Linked DNA regions of Mus musculus: region 1 is linked to region 2. A link is a loop called in an ENCODE intact Hi-C map of the cell type or tissue named here. Cell type or tissue: left cerebral cortex. All regions are shown on one strand. Links, peaks and the distances in the headings refer to the core of each region. The heading gives the core; the rest is flanking DNA.

What was found. Hi-C counts contacts between places; a loop is a spot of excess contacts. Peaks named below come from ENCODE experiments on the same cell type or tissue, not always from the same donor. Only the 100,000 strongest peaks of a DNase experiment are listed, where the experiment ranks them.
Region 1: a loop joins it to region 2, with 2.1 times the contacts of the local background. A loop is called at or near these places in 3 of 42 quality-filtered maps.

What each region holds. Positions count from the first base shown.
Region 1 is chr14:27,664,812-27,675,235 of GRCm38, forward strand. All of the region lies in intron 2 of Erc2 (ELKS/RAB6-interacting/CAST family member 2), which reads left to right. Among named protein-coding and RNA genes, the nearest start is that of Erc2, 48 kb to the left of the region's middle. In left cerebral cortex, for the core only: no CTCF peak of the experiment used is centred there; DNase peaks (open chromatin) are centred at 3,533, 5,164, 7,498 and 8,107; H3K27ac peaks cover 1,548 bases.
Region 2 is chr14:27,717,322-27,727,745 of GRCm38, forward strand. All of the region lies in intron 2 of Erc2 (ELKS/RAB6-interacting/CAST family member 2), which reads left to right. Among named protein-coding and RNA genes, the nearest start is that of Erc2, 100 kb to the left of the region's middle. In left cerebral cortex, for the core only: no CTCF peak of the experiment used is centred there; DNase peaks (open chromatin) are centred at 3,867, 4,641 and 7,818; H3K27ac peaks cover 524 bases.

The sequences.
Region 1 (10,424 bases), core at 760-8,759, 52 kb before region 2:
AGCCAAAGAAAACATAACTTTCCCTAGGGAAAAACATGTATATCCTGAACTATGTATATTTCTCTTTCTTATTTCTAAACTTCAAGAGCATCTAACAATGTCTACATCAAGGACGTGTGTGTGTGTGTGTGTGTGTTATGTGTGTGTGTATGTGTAGTCAGGAACCTTAGAGAGTATTTATGTGAGGTGGAACCGTGCTAATGGACTATACCCATTCACTAAAGGTATTCAGGTACAGTGTACTGGAGGGGAGAACTTCAGTGCATTTTCAAGAGTAAGTTACTTGAAAGGATTTAAATAGTATTGAGTGTCATAATGAAACATATTATTTTCATATTTATTCCACTAAGTTTATATTCTGGGTTCAGAAATTTCCAGTTTGCCTCAGATTTTCCCTTTCCCTTTCCCCTTCTCCTTCTCCTTCCCTTCCTCGTTCCCTCCCTCCCTCCCTCCCTTCTCTCTCTCTCTTTCTCTCTCTCTCTCTCTCTTTCCTTCTTCTCTTCTTTCTGTAATTAGAGGTCAAATCTAGTGTTAAATTCATTTATGCTGTAGACATTTGTGTTAGGGCAACCAAGGATTTTGGTGTTTTATCAAGTAAGAGTTATTTGAGTACCCACTGTTTCTAGTTATCTACTGTTTCTAGTTATATATCAGAAAGCTCTGCTGAAGTTTCAGAAGTTCTTTCAATCCCGCTACCATTTCATGAATAGTAGTAGAAACCAGCTCCCTTTTCTGTGTAGACAGAGAGTAAGGAACCCAGCAGGGGAATATCTAGTTTGAGATAAACAATGAACTACTTCAGTTTTTACTATGGACTCCGTTTAGTTTAGAGAAGGAAACTTCTTGCTACATTTGTTTATTAGAAGACTGGCTGATATCAGTGTGATTTTTCTCCTTCTGCAGAAGCCTAGGCAGAGGCCAGGAGAACAAACACCGTATGCACCCAATATTCAGCTCCCGTAGAGCTTCGAGAAAGGGTGGCATGAAGCTGGGGTGGGGCAAGGTCTGGGCACTCGTGTTTTTCAGACAAGTATTGAAGTATTAGAAGTAAAGAACCTTTTAGTGTACCTTTCTGGCTGTCACATGCTTGCTTGATAAATAAGAAATGAAAAGATTACTTTAGCTTCACCCATACACACCCGAAATGAATGATGGTAATTAACAGGAATTATTGTGTGCTAAATACTGTGCTAAGATTCCATATATGGCTTTTAACCTCTGTGATGGTCTCGTGGAGGAGGCACTGTTAGTTAGCAGCCCCAGGTCTTAGTGAAACTGAGGCGAGGCTAAGGGGGAGGACTTCACCCAGAGTCACAGATAACCAATGAATGGTAGAGCTGGAGCTGAAGCCAGGCTGACCTCCTCTAAAGACTGCTCAAAGCAAAAGAGCTGGCTGGAGTATAGTCTGGTTAGAACTTGCACACATGGGGAAATCTTTGGATGGGTGTGAAGTGACATTAGAGCCCATGGGGGTTATATCCTGTGTATGTTTCATTCAGAACTTCTGGTGAACTTTTCTGAGAGTCAGAACCTGTGTGCCATTCCTGAACATATCCTTAACGCTTGCTAAATTGGAGTTCCCTACCCTCAATGTACGTAGGTTGTAAAATGACGCTCCTCCATGGTCCTTACATAGTGATCCTGTCAATCTCAGCTTTCCCTTTTACAGTTGATGCATTCAGTATTCAAAGACTATCTGTGAGCAGAACTGACTGGGTGGTGTTAGCACGGTCTGCTTCCCCCCGCTTCTGCTTGTCTTTGATAGCAGTTGGAATTAGCATCTTAAGAGCTAGATTGTTTGGCTTCCATCAGCAGCCATGGGACTTTGGTCAGCTTAGTCTTTGAAGTTGTTTCCTCACTGTAAAGAAGATGTAGTAAGAATGCCCACTCGGCATATACATTTTATAGGATTTCAGTGTAATTGTATAGAAGGAAAAGTTCATATAAAATTATTTAGCATATACTAACATGAACAAACATCCAAGTCACAGATGATGATGATGATGGCTGTGAAGGAAGCCAGTCTGAGCACCAAAAGCAAGACATGCAGAAGGGCAGAGCAGAAAAGTAGATGACAGAGGCATGGAACTGGAACCTTGATGGCTCTTGATGTGTTTGAAACCTGTATCTCTTGTGGAATTCCCATAATTCTTAAGACAAATGTAAGTACACACTTTGTTACCAATAAACAATGTATCCGGATATATCTGACTAGCCTTGTCTGGTCAGAGCAATCATGTTAGAAGCTTTGTGGTTAAGGAAGGGGTGTACTAATCCTGTTCTTGCCTTGAGAAAAATATACAATTAAAATGTTTCAGAAGCCCAGATAGGAAATAATGAAGGGAATCATACAGAGACTAGAGCCCTGGAGAGAGTGTTCAGAAGGGCAGAAGGTGGGTACAGAGATTAGGGCCAGAGTCTCATTTCCTGCACGAGGAGCAACCACTAGAAAATGCACGCCTAGAGATTTACTTCATGAAGCTCAGGGACTGACGCAGGGAGGAATTTGTGCACTGAGATTTAAAGAAGAGAAAGACAAATTGGCTCATAAAGGTTATATTTTCTTAGAGGATTTTCATCCTCCGAATCAGAAGAAGCTAATATTGTGCTTAATATAGCATGGATAACACGTATAAAGCTGAGCTGTGCTTTACTTCCGTGAGTCTTCCTGTGTGTCCTGCTCTTTGAGCTCTAGTGAGGCCACAGAACAATGAGAATGATCTAGAAAAGGGAATGCGATGTTGGTGAGACAAAGTCCAGAGAACAGAAAAAAGGAAAGTTCAGCCTTGGGCAAATAAAAGGTGTGTCTTCCTCAGGGATGATGTCCAGATAATGGGACACTTCTGCCTGTGAAGCAGAGGGAACTTTAACCCTAGGCGGTTCTTCGTTTCACAACAAAGCAGGAAACCTCAAACCTGGAATGAGTCTGAACTTGGATCTGATACTGGCCATGGTGTGCTAATATGACTGCAAATGACTTCTGCTCCCGGGACCTCCGTTTCACCTGCTGTGGCATCTAGCTTAATAGAATTATCTCAGAAGACAAAATTCATTGAACTCCTCCTTAACTCTTTACTGTTCAAAAGTTGTCAAGAATGTTGGAGAGATGGCTTGAGTAGGTAAAGTGCTTGCATAAGGACCCTAGAATCCACATAAAAAAGCTGGGTGTGGGGTAGAAACCCCAACACTAGAGAAGCAAGTGGATCCCTGGGGCTCCCTGGCCAGCTGGCCTACCCTTCTGGGCAGTGGGAGAACTTGTCTAAAAAAATAAGGTCATTGTTCTCTTGGCTTCCACATGCCCCCCCCCCGTCCCCCCCCCCCACACCATTTGTGGAAGTAATTAAAAGTGTTCTCAGAGCACCTGAAAGTCAGTGCTGTTATAATATGACTTACATGTGCGGTTTTGATGGGGCACAGGGCTGAGATGTGACAGGTGAGGCAGAGAAGCAGATAGACAGAGAGGCTGGCGGGGCAGGGATCCTGGTACTCCCGTGGGTGCACTGGTGGGTGCATTCCAGTGCTGCTGAGGAAGCAGTCCACAGGCTTGCCCTGTGCTGACTAAGCACTGCCACTGCCTTGCTTGCTGGAGAGAGGAGCCACCAGCGTTTCCCTCAGGAGAAACTTTACAAGTAAAGGCTAATTTTACTTTCGCTGTTGATGGCATTTCTCAGCTATTCTAATTAGCCTCCTAATAGAAATGCTACAGAAATATATTCCATGCTCCCGAGAGAGCAGAGAGGGGAAAAGGTTGTTTTTAAGTAACCCAGAATAGGTTTTACCTGTGGATTCCAGACCCGCATGGTCCCTTCTCATGACTTTATGAAAGGGCAGACACCCTTGGCTTAGATTAAATGCCTGTCTCTACTTCATTGTCAACTTATAGACTCTGTGAGACACTCCCCAACTGCAAATAAATGATTTTAACAAGGCAAATGACAGTTGTATTAATGGGTTAAATGCTGTCTCTCCCTTTTTTCTAAGGAGTATTTTGTTAATTTATGGATCATATTTTGCTTTCTCCTTCAGTATTTAATTATGTATCCATATGTCCATCCCTCCTACTGTTCCTCCCTCCTTCCCTTCCTCCCTCTATCCATCCATCGCCTATCCATCCCTTCATTAAAATACCAATTCTGAATATAACATTTGCTTAGTAAATAGCTATTAAATGAAATACAAAACTGTGCACACCGCTAATGCCTTTTAAATTTCATTAGACTATGAGGCCTAGATCTAAAAGGTTAATACCATGCAAAAAGTCAAGGTTTAGGGTTTTCCTTTATTCCTTTTTAAGAGAAGATTGTTTTATTTTTAATTTATGAGTATGAGTGTTTTGCCTGCATGTATGTATATATGTGTTCCTGGTCCCTGTGGAAGCCAGAAAGGGCCTTTGAGTCCCTGAAAGTAGACTTATAGATTGTTGTGGGCTGCCATGTGTGTACTAGGAACTGAACCCTGGTCTTCTATAAGATCAGTCAGTGCTCGTGACCACTGAGTCATCTCTCTAACAGCCTGATTTTCTTGAATATGGACAAGAGATTATTGTTTTGAGTCTAGTAGGTGGGACCTCCCTTAGGTAGGACATAATCTCTCTGGGTTCCTGTAGTTCATCCCTTGGTTGACATACATAGTTTTAGATTTAAGGTGAAATAAGAACATTTCTGAATCCAAGAGTTGGTAAGATATAGACTGTGTTAGAATCATGGCTTGCATCAGGACAGACCACACCAGGCCAAAGCAGTTCCATGTGGCAGAGGTTTATTGTGGGGGAAAAGAGCAAAGGTGGCCACCAAGAAGGGGTGGGAGAGAGGTCAGAGGAGTCTGCCTTTTATTTGGATAGTGACATAGCCGCTCGCAGGTAGCAGTGGGAGGTGGGAGGTGAGCCAAGTGGATTCTGGGAATTCGTATAGGATGCCACAGCTGCAGATGTTCGGATCTCTGTCACTGAGGTGTGCTGTCACTGGGTTCAGAGCTGATCCTGATACCAACCTAGATAATGATGTGCTCGCACAGTCTGGAGTAAGAACCCTGACTCCACACGTATGTGTGTGCAATAGCAGCTTAAGGACTCTTTGGTCTCACAGAGTTTAGGAGCCACTCATGCAGGTCTGAAGAATGGGATCAGAGATGAGTAAGGCATACCAGGTATTGGTTAATTCTAAGAAGCTGAGACATGATCCTGGCGGGTGGTTCCTGGCTGGTGCCTGGCTGGGAGTGAGAAGGATAAAAGGCTGGAGAGCCAAGGGAGAGATAGCTCATATTAAGAATTCAGTGTAGACAAAGGTGCCACCTTCTTATGCTAAGAAGGCAGATGCCTTCTGTGCAGAGCTTGCTTTGCAAGAGGGAAGTTAACTGCCTTTGTTTTACTGATGACTGGAATCTGTACAGCTGTTTGTGACTCTTGAACTTCCTAGCAAAGCACAGGCAGATACAGCTGCAATGAGCTCAGCATCCCGGGCCTGCCTCTTCTAAGGACATTGCTCATTTCAATGGTACTTAGCTTCATCCCAGCGGCTGCTTCCAGTTTCATGTTGGGTACATGTGACCATGCAATGTTTGCACGTGTGTGTGTCTACTTATCTCTGTATGTGTTTAAGCTCAATGTTACGACTTGAGCAGGCTAACCACTATAAGTGACAGTTAATTGTCTTGGAGGAAGGATTTCCCAAGGCAGTTCCTTGCCATTCTCAAGTCTGAATCCCATTTAGAAGAAGTCTGTTAGAAATGTCTCTGCAGTGGAAGGTGCTTGCTTACTTTATAAGGAGCATTATTCTTTGACCACAGTGTAGTTTATTGTACACATTTCCATCAGAAAGTAATCTAAGGCCGGGTGTGGTGGTGCATGCCTTTAATCCCAGCACTTGGGAGGCAAAGGCAGGTGGATTTCTGAGTTTGAGGCCAGCCTGGTCTACAAAGTGAGTTCCAGGACAACCAAGGCTACACAGAGAAACCCTGTCTCAAAAAAACAAAAAAACAAAAAAACAAAAAAAAGAAGAAGAATCTGTTTGTTAGGGGTTTACATAGGTTGTTGGTGACTGAATTCTATTGTTCCCTTCTCCCCTCCTCAGTGCCTGTGCAGGAGAATATACAGTTAAAGAGGTCAAAGGGCAGATGGGATCTGACTGTGTTGATGTATGTGTTGATGTACACTTATGCCTGCCTCTACGCAAGATTCTTCAGTTGGGTGTGAGAACTTGCTTCCACATCTACCCTGATCCCACGGTGGTAATATCTGTTCTGTTGGAAACCCTGTAGTCTCCACACTCAGAGAGAACTTGGGGATAAAGAGGGATGGTGGCTTTGGTGTCTTACCATACTGATCCCAGAAATGTGTGGGTAGAGGAGGGTTGGTAGGGCCCTGTCCTCTGAGGCTAGAAAGTGGGGTGATAGGTGTGCTTCCTGGGGAAGCACTGTTGCTACTGGAATGAAGGAAGATGGAATCTTGGATCTGGCTTGTCCTGTTGGGGCTCCATGCAAAAGGATGGGGGCGTAGAGAACAGTTGTGAGCTACCTGCACCATGACGATCTTATCCTGCATATCCTGATAAATGTCTCTGTATTTGGGAAGGAATACTAGATACTCCTTTCGGGGCAGCAACAAGGAGTGATTAAGGGGGACAAGGGGTTGACTAGAGCCTCACAAGAAACTAAGAAATGGGACCTGTCATTCATTCTACAGCTAAGCCCTACTAACATGTCTGTCACTTTTTCCTAAGCCTGGCCAGGGTCCTGACTTCATAGCATTATTTCTTAATAGCTAAATAGGTATTTGAATAGAATAATAGTAAGACCTAACACTTATTGATAACTTGCTACATGCCAGCCATATATATTGACTCATTTGTTACTTGTGATAGCATCACTAGATAGGTGTGGTTTTTGTTCCCTCTTGATGAAAAAACTGAAGGGGCCATATAGGTCGCTGGGAAATGGTAGACTGCTGAGGAAATACTAGGAGTTGAGGCCTTGTCAAAGGAAGTGTGTCACTAGTGAGAGACTTTAAAAGCCCATCACATTCCCAATTAGCTCTCTGTCTGACTCATAGTTGTCGTATCCACAGGTTACGTTCCAGCCCCATTTCTCTCTTTCTGCCATGGTGGTCATGGACTCTAACCCTCTGGAACCTTGAGCTCCCATGATTTCTGTCTTGAGTTGCCTCGGTCATGGTATTTTGTCACACCAATGGAAAAGTAACTAAGACAACATGAAAGGGAAAGAGGAGTTGGGTGCCCAAGACATGTTCTACAGGCCTTTTAGAAATCAGAGTTGCTCCTTTAGCCACACACATACAGATCTATAGGAAGGGTAATACTGAAGACCTCAAGGGAAAGGCACTGCTTGAAAAGGAATGTCCATGAATGTTACCATGGTGAAACTGGAAGAATGTTACCCAGTGTGCTGTTGGCATTGTTATAAACAAGCAAGTCGAGGGCAGAGAGCCTTGCCAAGAGAATCAGTGTGTGTATTGAGCATAGTAAGCACTCAGAGCTGAGATAGCTTCTTAAAATGCCTGAAGGAAAATGTACTTGATCTTGGCCAGATGGCTGGGAAGAAATCCTGAAGGAAGATGATCAGAAAAAGAAGGAAGCCAAAGAGAAAGACTTTAAGGTTCAATTGTAGTGCTGCCTGCTCTACAACTCTGAGAAGCTGTGTGCAGGATCCTGTAACCTGTCCCTTAGGAAATCATGCCATAAGAGATGTAAACACCCAACAGCTGACAGTAAGAACTCTCTCCAAACAACCCATCCCCAAGCTCTGGTAGAAAGCCCTGGGTCCATAAAGTTGATGAACATTACTGGGCTCCAATCTTCTCCTTTGTAAAAATGGACCAAAAGTGATATTATAGGGTTACCAAGTGAGCTATTGTGTTAGTGCTTAGAACAAGGCTGTGTGCTGGCTGTGGTCTCCAGCCCTTCTATTTGGAAGTCAAGTGTATGTCTATGATTTTAATAGAGAAGGGAGTTTTGAAGAGACATGTTTGAAACATGGCAAGAAACAGCCCACAAGAAGACTATTTTTTTCTATCCTATTTTAAATTAGGATGTCCAAATGTGTCTGAGATGTGAGGATTATACCTTCCAGCGTGCCGAAACAATTTTTGGCCATATCTTTTTAGACATGGAGCCGAGCTTTGAGCAGAGTGAGGCTGTGCTCATGTTGGAGGAGGCAGACAAGCAGATGGAAGGTGGTGGAGGGAGCCGCCCGATGTGCGTGTGGAGGAGGCGTTAATATTTCAACATCTTTCTTGTTATTTGCAGATAATTTTTATGAGAGATTTTCAGAGATGCTCAGTTTTTTTCCTCTTCTGAGTGACACAAAACTGTCACAAGTCAATCTATTAAGCTAAAGAAGTTAACACTCCTCTGTTTGGGAATTGACTGAGTCTCAGTTTTGTAACAAAAAACGAGGCTTAGTTTTCTAGATCCTGACTTTTCTTTCCTGAAGTAATTTACCATTTTGCAAAATTCACTCAGCAGCCTGGACTCAGCAGGGTCAAGTTTTGGCTTTGGTCTTATGTGAGAAATAGCTCAGTTTGGTATTAATAATGTGTTCCTTGTTTTTCCTGGGCTACAAGGAGACAGAGGTGAAGGTATTTCATTGATTTTTAAAGCTGGGAACAAGGTTTAAGGCTGACCTTCAAAATAATCGCAGCATGGTGTAATAACTGCTCTAGTGGAGATGCACAGGGCAGTTCAGAGGGAGGCCTCTGGAGGTAGATAGTCCTGGCTCAGGCAGATATACCTGGCGTTAAAAGCTGCCTCTGCATATCTCAGCAGACCCAAACCAACTGGTCACTTGTCTCTGTTGTCACTAGTCAGCTATGAATTCTCCAAATTCCCAGGTTAACATCTGCAAACCAGGAAAACAAGACAACTGTTTCTCCTGTAGTGTAAGTGACAATCCATCCAGAGTACTAAGGGCATAGAAAATGCTCAGGAAATATTAGTCACTAATGTAGGGGTAGAGTACCATGGGGGGGGGGGTGAGTTCTCTATAGAGTGATCATGCTAAGTTACCCATATGGTGTGATGCCTACCTATCACAGTGCAGGTTATGTTTAATGACGACATACTGTATTCCTTGTCTTTAAATCTTTCATCAAAGTTCATTTATTAAATTTATATTCTATATCACAGGGACATAAATTAAGATCTGTTTGCTCTATATATATTCAAAAATTTAATCTTTTGTGTTGTGAGCTGGCCTGCAGCTCACATGGACCCGGTACACCTGGGTGGCAGGTGGGGGCTGAAAGAGAGAAAAATGGTGCCAAGTCAAGGTTCCTGATCAAGACTCAAAAGTTTAATAGCAAATGTGCTTATAAAGTGGGTGGGGGGGCATTCCTGCCAATCCATTCTTGGTGCCTGGAACCAGCTGCAGGTGACTACAGGGTGCAGGACAGGGTGTAGTCTCTGGAACATCTCAGGGGCCTCTCAGCAGGTAGCAATGTCTTAAAGGAGAACAGCGGATGGTGGCCGAACAATAGAGCCATCTAGGCAGGAAGGCTCCACCCCAGGTGGTCTAATTCTCTGTGGCAGCAAGGTCAAAGTCTAGATCAGCCTGTTTCAGGCTGGGGCTGGGGGGTTACACTTTTGGATAGAGTTTTGCATATGACTTTTTTGTAAAACCATCTCTCGATAATTTCAGGTGCTAACAGCTGCTGAAAAAGATGCCCTGATTCGGGCTGTAAGGAAAACTCTTAAGTCACCTTCAGTAATTTAGAGGAAATAGAAGCTCTGGGCCCGCAGTTCCTTCAGAAGATTGCAATATCAAGGAAGGCAGGCAGTGAAGCCGCATCTCCCCACTTCCCTGATGCCCCCCCCCCAAAAAAAAAGTAAAAAGAAGCGGTTAGCCATAATGGCTGTCAGCGCAGTCCTTAGGTGGGTGTAGGGATGACACTGACAACCCTAGGTCTGCTCGTTGCATCCTTAGGTAATGTTAGGTAAGCCAGCTTCTCGGAGAGGCTTTTTGGGGCACAGGGAAGGAGCACGATTCCTGCTGAGGACCGAGGAGTACTGGAAAGGCTTACTTAAGAGTAAGCGCTGAGTAGATGCCCTTAGTACTAAGTGGTTCTAAAAGTGACATTATCTTCCAGAAATTTGGAAACAGGCTCGGAGGTATATCTGGGGCTCGAGTTTAGGAGACCAGGTGACACGGGGTGAGGAGGCAGAAGGAAGTTGAGTTTTTATTCAGGTTCTGGTTTGAGTAGTGTCATTTCTTCCTATCTCCAACCGGCTTATTCTTTTTATATTCTAGGTTAAATTACTACAAAACATTCAATATCACCAGCCTTTTAATCTTCCACCAGAACTCCATTCCCTCTAGGTGTAACAAAACCCTAAACAAATAGACACAGTTTGGCGAATTTAGCCATAAGAAAAAACAGATAAAAGTCCTTGGCAAGAAACAGGCCGAGGTCACTT
Region 2 (10,424 bases), core at 710-8,709:
AGCAGTAAAAATAACAGCAGCTGGGACTTGACTACCCATTTAGGTCAAACTGGATATCAGATATTGTTTTAAGCTCTTTGGGCAAATTATCTTCCTTACTATCTTAGTGACTCTGCGTAATAGGTAACTCTGTGTAACAGACACCGTTATCATTCCCACCTCGCGGATGCGAAAATAAGCCCTAAGAGGCGCTTTGTGAGAGCAGGGATCCCCCCAGCCTTCCTCAGGAGTCCCTGGCGGCATCATTAATCTCATTTGGGTCATTAGACACATCCCCATCAGCACCCAGGCTGCAGTGGCTGAGGCTCACCCAGGGAGGGAGGCTGCAGATAGCATGCTCACCTCCCTATACTAATTTTAGCTACAAAGGCAACATCATAAAGCTTATTATGAAAATCTAGGGACCATTGGAAAAGCTAACAAAAGAGAACAGATGCATGTTTGCCACACACAGTTCATCTCCCTCAGCAGTTAGGTGCCAGCATTCCCTGTCTTTCACCAGTGTTTTATGTACAAGTTGCTTATATTTTTAATACTTTTACTGAGGTATAGTTTACATGTAATATGATTCGGCTCTTCCAAGTATGCAGCTTAATGGGTTTCGTTATACACTATTCATTTTTTGTAAATCTGTTATTTAAAAATCTTAACTGAGCTATTTAATAATGTTACTCATATAATTATAATGCTATAATTATATCTGTACAAGATTTGCCACCATTTAAAAAATTTTTTTCATCACCCCATAGAAATTTATAGCCTTTTAGTAATAACTTCCCGTTCTTTTCTCCTCCCTCCAGTCCCTGGTAACTGCAATCTCCTGTTCTCCTATGAATTTGAACATTCCAGGCCTTCCACAAGAGTAGAATCATACAGTACTTGTTCTCCTCCAGCCTATTTGCTTAGTCTAAGATGTGCACACTGCTTTTTCAGTCTATGCCGTCAGTTAATAACACATTCTGAAGCTGTTTCGCATAGGCAGAGCCTGGGAAGAGTAGGTGGGCCAGTTTGTCTGTCTGTCTGTTTGTCTGTCTGTCTGTTTTGAGACAGGTCTTCTTCATGAAGCCCTGGCTGTCCTGGACTTGCTTTGTAGACCAGGCTGGCCTTGAATTCACAGAGCTCCACCTGCCTCTGCCTCCTGTGTGCTGGGATCAAAGGTGTGCACAACCATGCCAGATCAGTGGGCCACATTTTATAAGCCATGCTTAAGCATTTAGATTTTATTGGATAGGCAGCAAGAGTAGTAAACTTCCCTCCCTCCCTCCCTCCCTCCCTCCCTCCCTCCCTCCCTCCCTCCCTCTGCCCTTCCCTTCTTCTTTCTTCCTCCTCACCTCTCCCACCATTGCTCCTTTCTCTTCCTTCCCTCCTTTTCGATTTTCTCTTCCCTTTCCCCATTTCCTCTTTTCTCTCAGTAGGAGATAGATTGTTCAGGTTGGATCTTGACTTACAAGATCTTGACTTCCTGAGCTCTCTTGATAGCTGGGCTTTTAAGCTCTTCCTGTGCCAGTGGGAAGACATCTTCCTTCCTGCCCAGGTGGTATGTGTAACATCCATAGAGTTTGGGGGAGAAACTGATTGCTGGCTCTGCAGTCCACCATGGGAGCAACATGACATGTTATTCTGAGGATAACAAGACAAGTGAGTTCTTATGGCAGGCAGAATTGTTCCCTGGGTTGTACTTTGGCTTCCATGCCCCTCATATATTACGTGTGATGCATCTTTTTATGAAAAGTTCACAAAATTTTCCCTGTGAGCATGATCTTCATAGTTACAGAGATGTTAAAGTCAGAACATAATTCAGGGATAGAATTGTAAGTCTTTAAGTTAGAAATGATGGTAGAGTACTTTATCTAATTGACAAATATGATGTTAATTGTATATCATACTTTGTAATTTATATAATTGTCATGGTTATGCTCAACTTATGTTTGAGAGAAGAGCCTTTTTTTTTATTGGACAGAAGAAGTGAGATGTTGGAAATTGATCCTAATGCTTTGTCTTAATTCAGCTCTCAAAATCCATGCTTCCAGATGCTGTCCCCAGCTGGCTTTGATTGATAATAAAGAATTGCCATACAGCCAATGGCTAGGTGGGAAGACAGAGGTAGGTGCAGGCTAGGGACTGAGGGTGAAGGAGAGAGAGAGAGACAGAGACAGAGAGAGACAAAGAGAGATAGAGACAGACAGAGACAGACAGACAGAGAGACAGAGAGAATCACCATGATAGGGGAATAGAGAGATCAGACTTAAAGGCCAGCTGGCACGTAAGATTCTGGGGAAGCCACTCCCTCACTTGGGTCTGGGTAACCAAAGATAAAAAGTAAATTTAGAAAATGTGAACTCAGGAATATCAGAGGGGAGTGTGTGCTAGCCGCAGGGAAGTTTAGAAGTGCCCAGCCATTGAGCTAATTAGACATATTAAAAATTAAACTGCTCGCTCTGTGTGTGTGTGTGTGTGTGTGTGTGTGTGTGTGTGTGTGTGTTTGTCTTTCATTTGAGACTCCAGAGAGCTCTGGCGGGTGGTTAGGAGCACAACCCAACAAGGGTTCAGTTCAGGTTAACTATTCACTCCTACAGATGGGAACTCTCTATTGGCTACATAGGCTGGCTCGGCAGCCACTGTCTGCCCTTAGGATGGCTCTCCTTTGTTTTAAGGATAGAGAATAATTTAAAATTACAATTACTATGTGTGTCTGTCTGTCTGTCTGTCTGTGTGTTGTGTGTGTTTGTGTGTGAGTATATTGGGAGTTGGTTCTCTATTCCATCATGGGAGTCCAAGAATAAAACTCAGGTTCATGAGGCTTGGTGACAAATGCCTTTGGCTATTCAATGGTTTTGCAAACCCCACTTCTTTTTATAGTTGCTTTTGTTTCCATTTACATCCTACTTACATTTATAGATATGTGTATGTGCTACCACATTCATGTATAGGTTAAAGAACAACTTGTGGGATGGGTTATCTTCATCCACCTCATGATCAGTTTGGCTGCTTTACTTCTTGGTGTCTTGCCCTGGATTCTATTAACCTCAGCTGCTCATGAAATTTACTGTGCTGGTGATGCTGCTGCCTCCTCCTCCTCCTCCTCCTCCTCCTCCTCCTCCTCCTCCTCCTCCTCCTCCTTCTCCTCCTCCTCCTCCTCCTCTTCTCCTTCCTCCTCCTCCTCCTCCTCCTCCTCTCTTCTTCTTCTTCCTTTTCCTTTTCCTCTTCCTCCCCCTCCCCCCTCTCCTCCTCCTCCTCTCTTCTTCTTCTTCTTCTTCTTCTTCTTCTTCTTCTTCTTCTTCTTCTTCTTCTTCTTCTTCTTCTTCTTCTTCTTCCTTTTCCTCTTCCCCTTCCTCATCCTCGTCCTCCTCCTCCTCCTTCTGGTGATGTTACTTTAATTTTCCTATCTCTTAGCTGTGTTCTTGAAGCAAATTGTCAAGCCTTGAGCATCTCTATGTGGATTCAATTGGTCTCTCTTAGAGGCCTTGAGCTGACCTTTCTTTCATCTTTGAAGCTTTTTCTCATTTCTCTTACTGGCTCAGAGAGCATACCTGTTTTCAGCTGGGTGTCCTAAATGGTGGTGACTCTAAGGTACTGTTTTTGCATGTGAGCAATGTTGACTTGTTGGACCTCTTTCAAGCAGGCATCATCTTTTCTTCCACATGGTTGAGGTTTGAGTTGTTATCTTTGTCTGCCTGGACTCCCCCGCCCCACCTACAAGCTTTTCAGACCATCTGGCGGAACTTCTTACCTTTCTTTTCTAGACTGTCCTGTGGCATCAGCTGCCTTCACAGTCTCTGTCAGCCCATAGATTGCCTATAGAGTCCCTCTCATGCTACATAGCATGCTTGATGATACTTCCCCATTCAGCTCCATGTTCTCTGTAGATCTGCTCTATTTCTCTCATGATTCAGCCATATACAGTCATACAGCCCACCCTCCTCCCTCAGCGCAGGAGGATCCTTCCTGTCCTCAAGCTGCCATCTGCCCATTTCCCTCTTTCTTGCCCATTCTATCCTTGAGTTTGCATTTACAATTTACATCGCATCTTCTGTGACCCACTTTCTCCTACACCTTCCCCCTTGGTACTTCCACCATGTTGATGTCAGCTTTGGAGAACACAGCTCCCCATTTTATTACTATGGCTCTTGCCTTCTTGTCCCACAAAACTATGTTCCTCGAGAGATGCACGAATGCTAGTCTTGATGTACAAGACCCCACATCTGTCTCAGAACTTGGAGATGTGGAAGAGATGATTAAAAAGACTTGTTACCATGAGATAGGTTTCAAATCCAGACATTATTTACCAGCTGTTTGGGCCTGAACATGTCATTTCCCTCTATAATGTCTTGATCTATGAAGTGGAAGTAGAATATGTACTTTGCCTGTTGGTTCCAGATATTAAACTGCATTGAACAGTTAATAGAACCTCTTACCCAGAGCAGCAGTGTAGTGTGTGAGATCAGGTAGTTCTGGTATTTGGTCATTTCCCCTGAAGCCCTAGTCTTTTAAGTATTTTTCTGAATATTGTCTTTTTTCCCCACTCTCCTCTCTGAATTGTGTATTCTTGGCATGGGTAAAAAGGCTTGATGTAGGAAGGTTTGGTGTAGGAGGGTGACAAAAAGTGGAAAAGGAGAAAGGAAATTGAGAAAGTGCCTTCATTGGGCAGCAGAGCTCTAATTTTACCTCGGCAGTTGTTGTGTGATAGACTCCCCTGTCTAGCTCCAGGCACCAGTCCTGGCGATGAAACAGTGGAGTTTTTAAGCAAACAAACCAGATTTTGCACGGTGTACATTTTTGCAAATTCATGCACCCATGTTGAAGTAAATTTCTACCAAGTAAGTTAGCCAGTTGTCAAAATGTCACTTTAGACCATTCACTGTTTCTGGTAATTTTATTATTCAACTTTTCTGTTGAGCTCTTCATTCAGAACCAAATGGTCTCCAGCATCAGCTTATGGTAACAGATTAACATTAATAACAATGGTAATAATGAACTCAATAGGTAGTGAGTCTCTATGAGGAATCACACTGAATATTATTTCACTCTCATGGTAAAGTCAGGGAACAAATGTCATCTTTCTATATTACCAAGGGAATCAGGGCTTAGAGGAGCTTGCCCATCCTCATTTACCAGGTGGGAATGTTGACAGGTAAAACAAAAAGTCTGACTTGAAGCCTCATAATAATATAGGATAATAAAATAAAGTGTGTATTACATCTTTTTTAAGGATGTAGTTGCCTTTTGAAATTCAAGCTACACATGACCAACCTGATAGTTGTAATAGCTGTAAGATTCTAACTATACTGACTATGTAAGCTAGATTAAAATAATGCTTTTCTTTTGTCCAGTACCTCATGTCAAGAAAGTAACACTGTAGGTAATTCCCATAAGTTATGTGACAGTGCCTCTCTCACCTTATGATAATTATTCAGAATTTAAAGAATCTTTATGCAAAATAAAACAATAGAGAAGAGGCCAGTTATTCCATTGTGTTTTGTCTATTATTAAAATACATCAGAGGAGGAGGCGGAGGAGACTATTGGATGGATCACTTTAGAAATATCATTTTCTTTAATCAAGAACCGGTGGCACCATCAGGTTTGTTCGAGAGGAACTTGAGGATCAGAGAGGTTCAAGTTCACTCCAATATCATGCTAGCTAAGGCCCAGCACCAAACCTCACCCATATGATGCCAATTCAGAGGGAGAAGAGTATCCTGAGGGAGAAGAGCATCCTGAGGGAGAAGAGCATCCTGAGGGAGAAGAGCATCCCGAGGGAGAAGAGCATCGATTCTGTGGTCAGGATCTGCTGCTCTCTCCTCTTTTCTCCGTAGTCTACAGCAGAGTTTACCTTTATCCATTTATTTTCAAAATTGGGGCAGAGGGGCCAGGCATGGTGACGCATGCCTTTAATCCCAGCACTCGGGAGGCAGAGGCAGGTGGATTTCTGAGTTTGAGGACAGCCTGGTCTGCAAAGTGAGTTCCAGGACAGCCAGGGCTACACAGAGAAACCCTGTCTCGAAAACAAAAAAAACAGAACAAAACAAAATAAAAACTGGGGCAGAAATCTTAGGGAAGTGGAACCATGTAAATGGTGTACTTTCATTTGATGAGTTGGCATCTCTAAATATAATCAGGTATGCATGCAACAGGGGTTGTAAGTGGATGGGGCTCTGGAAGGCTATTTCCTTGATGCTTGCCATATTTATTTAGAGTTTTAAAAATTCCCTTATGCTATAGTGCTCATTCATCTCACAGAATCTACTGTCTCATCAGGGTTTACCTTCGGAGCATGAAATGAGACCTTCACAAATGACCTTGATCTTTACATGGGTGAAGTAGGTTTTCTGCCTGTATAAAGCAGTGGATGATGGCCCTGTATATATGCAGGTCAGCCTGTGAGACCTGCATTGGCAGTCCAGAAGCTGCTCTGGCCCCATCAGTATCTCCTGTGGACACACATGAATTGCAAGGAGTCCAGAACACCATTTTGGATATTATCACTGTAGAGTGAAATGTTGGGGGTATCTGGAAAGCAGTTTCTAACAGATCCCCAGAAGGTTGCTGTTCTTGTGAGTGGTTCAAAAAAGCTATGCATGCTGACTGGGAGAACACTTCCAGGACTTTAGAGCCCTCTGATTTTCATACAAAAACATGAAATGCTAACCTTTAAAATGCCGAGTCGGAGCAGGTAGAGTTGAGAGGTTGCTATAGAAAATTCAAAGCCTGAAATAAAATGTTGACTCTTCAATTATTTATAGGAGAGTTGGTTGACTTCTCATTTAAATAGTATCCAAACTATGCTATTAGCTTGGGTTTGAGCTCTACTGTTTATTATCTGTGTTACTGAGCAAGTTATTTTTCATCTCTGAGGTTTGCTTTTCTCATTCTTAAAGTAAATGTAATTTGCCTAGCATAGAAAAAGTCAGACCTATAATCCAAGTTGTTTGGGATGCTTAGACAGGAGGACCACAAAGACCATCTAGGAGGCTCCAGCATAGGTTTAGGATAGTCTTGAAACTCAGTGCAACCTTGCCTCAAAATGTAAAAGTGAAAGGAGAGCTGGGCTGCAGCACTGGCCATGTGCAAGCCTTATACTCAGTCCCTAGCTTTATAAAGGAAAGCAAATGAACCTAAGTCTGACTAATATATAAAATGCTGAGTATTGTGCTAGGAACATCGGAGGAGCTCAATGAACAGCCATCCTGATGATGCTCACTGTTTGAAGAAAAACATGGCACCAAGCAGGAAGGGGAGCTTGGTTCTATCTCTGTGAGGTTCTGATGTCTGGGCTCAGGAGTGAGGCGTGAGTGAGTGGATGAAGGATACAGGCAGATGCTAACCACGTACACATCAGCTCACTGTGGAACCAGGCTCAGATGAACTTTACAGCAGGCTGTTATGGCCAGGTATGTACCTATATTGCTGTCTGGGATGTGTTCATGTTAAACTAGAAAATGGCATTGAAGAAATTAGATCAACGGTTTCAAAAACAACTTTCTGTCCATTCTAAATGTGACTTAGTGATTTGGGGCTTCCCTGCTGCTTTGATTCTCCCATGCCCTCACTGGAAGTAATCTGTGGCTGATTGTCCAGGGCTGCTATTGTGTTTCACAGCCAGTTCTGATTTGGTCCTTTGAGGGACAGGAACCAGCGGGAGCGAATGGCCTTGGTTGGACTGTGCAGCTGCCTGGTTCACCGGGATGCTGTGGGTAGCCTGACTAATTGGGAGCAGTCAAGGTGTCCCTGAGGGATTTCCGAGAGCATGTGGTCCTGTCCAGCCTGATTCATCATCTCCCCATGGAAAGTACAGTGCAGGAGCAGACTGAACATCTTGGAGCCTTCTCAGAAGTGTGGGTGGGGCCCAAAAGTTTTAAGTTATTTTGGGATTCAACGGATTTGTTTTTGTTTATGTGAGAGGAAAAGAGGAGCCAGACTGTACCCTGAGCTTGGGTGATGGGGGAGTCTAAATACACAACTTGACATTTCCCTACTTGGTGCAGTATTCATTGGAATGGTGGATCATTTTGGCACATCATTTAGAGAATAGCTTTAGATCTTTGTACCGGGAAAAGTGAAGTGATAGGTCCATCTTCCTCCTAGAGTCACATTGTGTTCTCACATTAATATACTTACGACTCCTACTTGTGCTAATAACTGGTCAAGGGTTTGTTTGCTCATCAGTGCATCTGACTAGCTTTAGAACAGCATTCTTTTTCCTCACAGTGATGTTCAATTTTAAAAAGAAGACTCAGTTCTGGTTGCCATCCATCTGCATGTCCTTGCCTTTTGTACATTTCAAGATGAATTGTTCACATAAGAAAATAAACACCTTCCAGTCCTTGGCATTTGATGCGGTGTCTGTTTATTACATATTGTTTCATTGCACAATTCTTCTAGACCAGAGATTTATTTCATAACAAGAAGACTCAAGCAGCAAGACCTTCTAGCTGGGGCTGTGGTGGGAGCTCTTACTTTGGGGAGAGGATGCAAAATTGTTGAACAAAAAGCTTTTTGTTGGGGAAGGGTTAGGGTTTTTCTTCTGTAGTTCAGCCTGATCTTGAACTTGCAGTGATCCTCCTGCCTCAGCCTCTTGAGTTCTAGAGTGATAGGTGGGATTCACTGTGCCCAGCTTTGATAAATTAGCTCCTAGAAGGAAAGCCTACTATATTTGTCATGATTTTCCATACACACAGTAGCTCTCAGTTATTCCCATTGCTTGAGATGTAGGTGCTTATGGAGAAAATGACAAGGACACAATGAGATCCCTGTTCTGCTTGCTGATCTTGGAGGGCTAGGCCAGATTCAAGATGAGACAGGTGGAGAATTTGTAGTGCTGTGCAGCACTCCAACTCAACACTGTTGACACTTGGTGTTGTGGGGGGTTGTTCTGAGCATCCAGAGAGATACAGCCATATCCTTGGCCTCTACTCTCTAAATGCTAGTTGCATACCATCCCCAGCTGTGACAGACAGACAGACAGGCAGGCAGGCAGGCACACAGACAGACAGACAGATAAGAAGAAACAAGTCCAAATTGTGTTGCCCACATACTTACTGGAAGGAACATAGTCAAACTCCCAGTAGCTAGCCCCTTAGAGAAAACAGAGTCCTTTTCCACTCACATCCCTGCACCAGAAACCATCAGCTGTAGAGAGCTATACTTCAGCATCCTTATTATTGATGGTAACACAGTCCACAGAAATCAATACAGACCCTGCTGCAGTAGGACCAAGGACCCAATCATGTCTCTTGGCAGCAGCATGGACCTGGAACATCACCATGTCTTCAGGTGGCAATGTAGGCTACTCACTCTGCTGGGACTGTTAAACACATAAACAATGAGATACTAAACATGTATTTAAAATATTTACATTTATTTATTTTATATATCTGGGTATTTTGCCTATATGGACCATATGAGCCAGAAGCGACTAGAAGAGAGGGCATCAGATCTCCCAGACTTGGAATTACAGTTGTTTGTGAGCCACTGTGTGGGTGCTAGGAATTGAACCTGAATCTTTTGGAAGAGTAGCCAGTGCTCTTAACATCTGAGCCATCCATCTCTCTAGCTCCAACATAGACTGTTTTAGGCTGCTAAATTTGTGGTACACCTTTATCTAATAATGAATAATGCATAGACACTGAATACACCTAGGGACTTTCAGTAGACAAAAGTACTTACAATTCAACATGTCTGTCTGAACTTGACCTTTATCTTGTCCTGTGTCCATTTCTTTGGGACTATTTCTAACAAACCAACTACAATACAATCAACCATGTGTTTGAGACTATCCTTCACTTCTCTCTTCTCTCTTCTCTCTTCTCTCTTCTCTTCTCTTCTCTTCTCTTCTCTTCTCTTCTCTTCTCTTCTCTTCTCTTCTCTTTTCTTTTCAACTCATATCCAAACTGGTTTTTAATTCTAATTGAAATTGGAATGTTTTTCTTAGTGTAAACTTTATGATTCCTATCCTGGACTGTTTCAGGGACCTCTTTACCTATTTCCTTCCTCTGGTCTAAGCCTCTTTCTCATTTGTCATCAACGCTGCACTGAGATTTTTACAAAGATTTCTCACAGCATGCCCCATCCCCCTTCTTCCTTTCACCACCTTCCACTTCAGGACTCAGGTCACCTCAGGAAGCCTGCCTCAGTCCCACCCCCAGCAGAGCGCCCAGAGTCCCTGGGATATATTCCATGAAGAGGAATGCAATTGGCTTGGTGCTTCTCTGTCATTTCTTGGTAGCTTGGGGCCTTCTTCAGACGGTCATCATGTCTGCTTCCCCCAAGTCTCTGGTATAAACATTTGTTGCATGCGTGTGTGAATGAACCGGTATCCGTGCCAGAGCTACATGCGTCTGAGTATTGGTTCTCCAGGCAACCTGCTCTAACAAACCTCCCCAGAATAGTTCTCCTGCCTTCCTGGGTGTGAGCTTTCTTCCTGTT